2 separate regions of the Homo sapiens genome follow, and region 1 is linked to region 2. Evidence: read pairs that join two places in POLR2A ChIA-PET (ENCODE). Cell type or tissue: GM12878. All regions are shown on one strand.

The links. Peaks named below come from ENCODE experiments on the same cell type or tissue, not always from the same donor. Only the 100,000 strongest peaks of a DNase experiment are listed, where the experiment ranks them.
Region 1: POLR2A ChIA-PET joins it to region 2 with 6 read pairs; 4 of 35 experiments call an interaction of 5 or more read pairs at or near these places.

What each region holds. Positions count from the first base shown.
Region 1 is chr20:33,407,787-33,410,286 of GRCh38, reverse strand. SNTA1 (syntrophin alpha 1) reads left to right here. Exons shown (of 8, transcript NM_003098.3): 6 at 1-152; 7 at 1,399-1,586; 8 at 1,688-2,330. The coding sequence ends at 1,780. LOC124904889 (a long non-coding RNA gene) reads right to left here. Exons shown (of 2, transcript XR_007067567.1): 2 at 1-234. Among named protein-coding and RNA genes, the nearest start is that of CDK5RAP1, 7.5 kb to the right of the region's middle. In GM12878, no CTCF peak of the experiment used is centred here; a DNase peak (open chromatin) is centred at 976.
Region 2 is chr20:33,605,038-33,607,537 of GRCh38, reverse strand. It overlaps CBFA2T2 (CBFA2/RUNX1 partner transcriptional co-repressor 2), which reads right to left. Exons shown (of 11, transcript NM_001032999.3): 2 at 439-582. Among named protein-coding and RNA genes, the nearest start is that of C20orf144, 56 kb to the left of the region's middle. RefSeq lists a silencer at 880-929. In GM12878, no CTCF peak of the experiment used is centred here; a DNase peak (open chromatin) is centred at 1,207; H3K4me3 peaks cover 504 bases; H3K27ac peaks cover 1,069 bases.

The sequences.
Region 1 (2,500 bases), 200 kb after region 2:
AGAGCTCTCTTTTGCCCTGCGCACGGGCACGCGTCACGGTGTGGACACTCACCTGTTCAGCGTGGAGTCACCGCAGGAGCTGGCTGCCTGGACCCGCCAGCTTGTGGATGGCTGTCACCGGGCCGCCGAGGGTGTGCAGGAGGTGTCTACAGGTGTGCTGGGAGGATCTGGGAGTGTCCCTCTGGTAATAAGCCTCTTATCCCCAGGGGCATTCAAGCTTCCTTCTTTAGGGCACTTCAGGAGGGGATAGAAAATGGGGTTTGGAGGTCAAGGTGGGTGGATCACCTGAGGTCAGAAGTTTGAGACCAGTCTGGCAAACATGGCAAAACCCTGTCTCTACTAATAATACAAAAATTGGCCAGGTGCGGTGGCTCACGCCTGTAATCGCAGCACTTTGGGAGGCTGAGGCGGGTGGATCACTTGAGGTCAGCAGTTTGAGACCAGCCTGGCCAAAATGGTGAAACCCTGTCTCTACTAAAAATACAAAAATTAGCCGGGCATGGTGGTGGGCGCCTGTAGTCCTAGCTACTCGGGAGGCTGAGGCAGAATTGTTTGAATCTGGGAGGTGGAGGTTGTAGTGGGCCCAGATTGTGCCACTGCACTCCAGCCTGGGCGACAGAGCAAGACTGTCTCAAAAAAAAAAAATAATAATACAAAAATTAGCCGGGCATGGTACTAGGTGCCTGTAGTCCCAGCTACGCAGGAAGCTGAGGCACGAGAATCACTTGAACCCGGGAGATGGAGGTTGTGGTGAGCCGAGATTGCGCCCACTGCACTCCAGCCTGGGTAACAGAGTGAGACTGTTTCTCCAAAAAAAAAAGGAAGTTGGGTTTGGGCCCTCTGTTTTGGATGTGCAGGTGCCCTAGCAGGCAGAGACTCTTCTCCCTGGGGTTTTCTTGCCCCAGTTTTGTCAATCTGCTGGTGAGGATGTGAGAGATGGCACTTGGGGTAGGGTTGCCAGAGGAAATAAATACAGGACACCCAGCCTCATTTGAATTTCAGGTTAACAATGAATACTTTTTTCACAGAAGTATGCCCAAATTAGTCATTGTTTATCTGAAATTTAAATTTAGCCGGGTAACTCTGCAGGTCTCCAAGGGCGGTGCTTGGTAGATCTGATGATGCCTTTATCAGCAGTGAGCCTCCTGTCCATGGCACATTTTAAGCTCCCCCTTTCTACTTGTGCTGCTGGAAGTGGGACTGGAAGTGGGTGTAGGTCCTCTGAGGGTGGGGGTGATGACTCTCTGCAGGGTGGGTGTACTGGTGCCACGACAAACAGTGAGCCTCCCATCCCTGGAGGCATTCAGGCCCCACTTTGTAAGCTGCGGTGGGGGTTGGAGGTTGGGGTGTAGTCTCTGAGGTGCCAGCTGTGCCTGTACCTATGTGCCCTCCCTGCAGCCTGCACGTGGAATGGGCGTCCCTGCAGCCTGTCTGTGCACATCGACAAGGGCTTCACACTGTGGGCGGCTGAGCCAGGTGCAGCCCGAGCTGTGCTCCTGCGACAGCCCTTCGAGAAGCTGCAGATGTCTTCAGATGACGGTGCCAGTCTCCTTTTCCTGGATTTTGGAGGTGCTGAAGGCGAGATCGTGAGTGAGGGGCTGCCTCTGCACCCTGGGGAGGAGGGGGTGTGCACTCTCGGAGGCCAGGCTGGCCAGGGCCCTGACTCTTCTCTCCATCCACCCTCCAGCAGCTGGACCTGCACTCGTGTCCCAAAACCATAGTCTTCATCATCCACTCCTTCCTGTCGGCCAAAGTCACCCGCCTCGGGCTGTTGGCCTAGAAGTCGCCGGATGCACTAGCCCTGAAGAGGGGTGTCCATGACATGGCCTGAGCTGGGCCTCCACCGACTGCCTGCTCACCCCTGGGCTGAGGGAAGGGAGAGGAGAGGAACAAGGGCCTCCGAAACCCCAACCCTGAGGGAGACTGGATTGGTCTTGGGGCCCAGGACCCAGACGCAGGACAGAGTGGACTCTGCCTGTGATGGGGTGGCCTTCCTGCTGCCCCCCTCCACCAGTGCCTTTTGCAGAGAGATATTTTGTGTACACAGAAGCCATTCCGAGTCTGGGACCTGCCCCTGTGCGGATCCTGACCCCAGCCAACAGCTGAGCTGCCGGGCCTCCTCGAGGCCCCTAAGCCACCCCCAGAGGTCCCATCTGAAGCTGGAGTACCCTGGGGTCAGCAGCAAGAGAAAGAAGAGGAGATTTTCTGTTTGTTTTTCCCCTCAGCCCTGCCACCGTGGGGAGTCTGGTTTTTCTCTTCATCCTGTCTCTCTCCTCCTTACTCTTGGATAAATAAACAGCCTGTGAGCACACAGGCAGCCCGGCCCAGTGTATGTGGTCTGTGCCTTGGCCTTTGGGTCCTGGGGTGGCCCCTGCAGTCCCAAGATGGACCAGACCAAGGACTAGGGCACCTTTCCCTGGAGAAGAACAGACCTTTACTACATGGGCCAAAGACAGTGTATTGGTTATCTATTGTTGTGTGACAAATTATCCAAAATTTG
Region 2 (2,500 bases):
CCATCCAGTCTGTGGTATTTCATTATGGCAGCCCTAGTAAACAAATACAACAATATTCTCTTTTGTAAAAAGTCTTACCATGACAGCACTGGAACATTTTTAGAATTCTATAATTTTAGAAAACTTACTTGGAATCCCATAAGGCAATATAATAATTTAAATTCATTATTGTTAGAGTCAAAGAAATAAAAATAGTTACCAGCCAAAGAATATGAAAACAAAATATTTAAACAACTAAATATCCAAATAAGCTAAGTATTATTCTCAGAGGGTAAAAGTAATTTATAAAAGAAACAACCAGAAATATATATCTGTGTCTATATTTTCAATAGTACTTTGAAAACACTGAATAATATATGTGGAACGCTTCATACAAGTCAGTCACTTAGATCCAAATGTCACTCTGAACTACAAACATAAGTAACTAAGAGGTCTCACATGCAGTAGGAGTGAAGGACACTGGCCTCGGTCCTCCAGGATTTATTGGTGGGAGGGGTGGCATGGTGGGAGGTGAGGATCTGGACTGTATCTTCACTTCCACAGGCGATCCAGGCATCGCTGGCACCCTTTTCTCAGGACCAACTGCAGAGAATCAGAGAAATGGAGGTTAGGGTTTTCTAAAAGTTTGCAAAAACAGACAACAATTTGAAATACCAACATACTTCCCTAGAGGACTGCTTGGTATAATAGGCTGAATAGTGACCCCCTAAAAGATATGTCCACATCCCAACATCTGGAACTGTGAATGTTACCTGATTTGGCAAAAGGGTCTTTGAAGATATCATTAAGTTAAAAATCTTGAGAGGATGAGATCATCCTAGATTGTCTGGGTGGGCTCTAAATCCAATCTGAATGGTGTCCTTAAAGAAGGGATGAGACACAGACACAGAGACATACACAGAGGGAAGCCAAAGAGAGGACAGTCACACCAAGTGGCGACAGAGGCAGGGACTAGAGTGACACATCTATACACCGAGGAATGCCAAGGAGTGCCAGCAACCAGCAAGCCAGGAGGGAGAAGGGGACACATTTGTCCTCTGAAACCCCGGGAAGGAATCAACCTTGCTGATACCTCAATTTTGGGCCTCTGGCTTTCTGAACTGTGAGAGAATGAATTTCTATTGTCTTAAGCCACTCAGTTAGTGGTACTTTGTTACTTCAACCCTAGGAACTAAAATGAGGAAACAAGGTCAAGAGGTGATGTGAACTGAAAGTTAGCAGTCTTTAGATAGTGGCTGAGAAAGGAAGAAACCAGGTTACAAATATAGCTTACCTCAAATGCATTTTCTTTAACTTCTCCTTATAAATGAATCAAATTATTAGGGGTGAAAAAGCTAACATGGGAACTATCTAGACTTAGGCCTCAACTGCAAGACATGAAAAGAAAATCAATCAGTTATATATAAATCAATATTAATAGGCTGGGCACGGTGGCTCATGCCTGTAAACCTAGCACTTTGGGAGGCTGAGGCGGGTGGATCACCTAAGGTCAGGAGTTTGAGATCAGCCTGGCCAACATGGTGAAACCCTGTCTCTACTAAAAATATAAAAATTAGCTGGGTGTGGTGGTGGGCACCTGTAGTCCCAGTTACTCAGGAGGCTGAGGCAAGAGAATCGCTTGAACCTGGGAGGCGGAGGTTGCAGTGAGCCAAGATCATGCCACTGCACTCTAGCCTGGGTGACAGAGCGACTCTGTCTTAAAAAAAAAAAAATCACCATTAATAATGATGTACTAAATTATATATATACATATCAACTACATCAAGTAGGAAAAAAGAGGGAGTCAACCTCTCTGACCTCAAACATGTAAATGTCATTCATGCTATACATTGTTCAAAAAGATGAAAAGTAGAGCTGAGTCTACATGAAGCAGAGGCTACTTCATCTATGGGAACAATTAATAATAGGCAGTTGTTTGATAATACTAAATGGCAACAAAATTCCAGAAAGATAAATTAGATAAACTTCATGATGCTGCAATTAGGTAGGTCTGAGCTAACAGGAATCAGACTTGATACCAATGAGTAATATTCTAATATATCTAACAAGTTATTTTTCCCTATCAAAGAGAACTTGTTACATACTTAGTTAATAATACGACCAGGGTTACCATAATCACCTTTAAATTGAGCTATGTTCCTCACAGTAATTCTAAGCTTTTCACTTAAGTACCAGCCATTCATTCTCCAATAACTGCTGAATTCAAATTAAAGTGTAAAAAATGGGGAGCAAAGGCTCAAATAAGAAGGTAAAGTCCAAGTTTTCCTTCTGTGAGAGCACAGCTATAAAGACAATACATACAAGAGTGTTCACGATCCTGGCAACAAGGAACATTTTTGTGCATTGATGGGACACAATGGTATTTGTAGAAAAGTATCTCCAAATACCATTTTTATGCTTCAGTTTGCAGTGGCCACACTTGGGAAAGGGATATAATAAAGTCAATCAAGAAAGCAATGCCCCCAAGTTACAAATCCCCTGACAAAAATGTGCAGTTCTC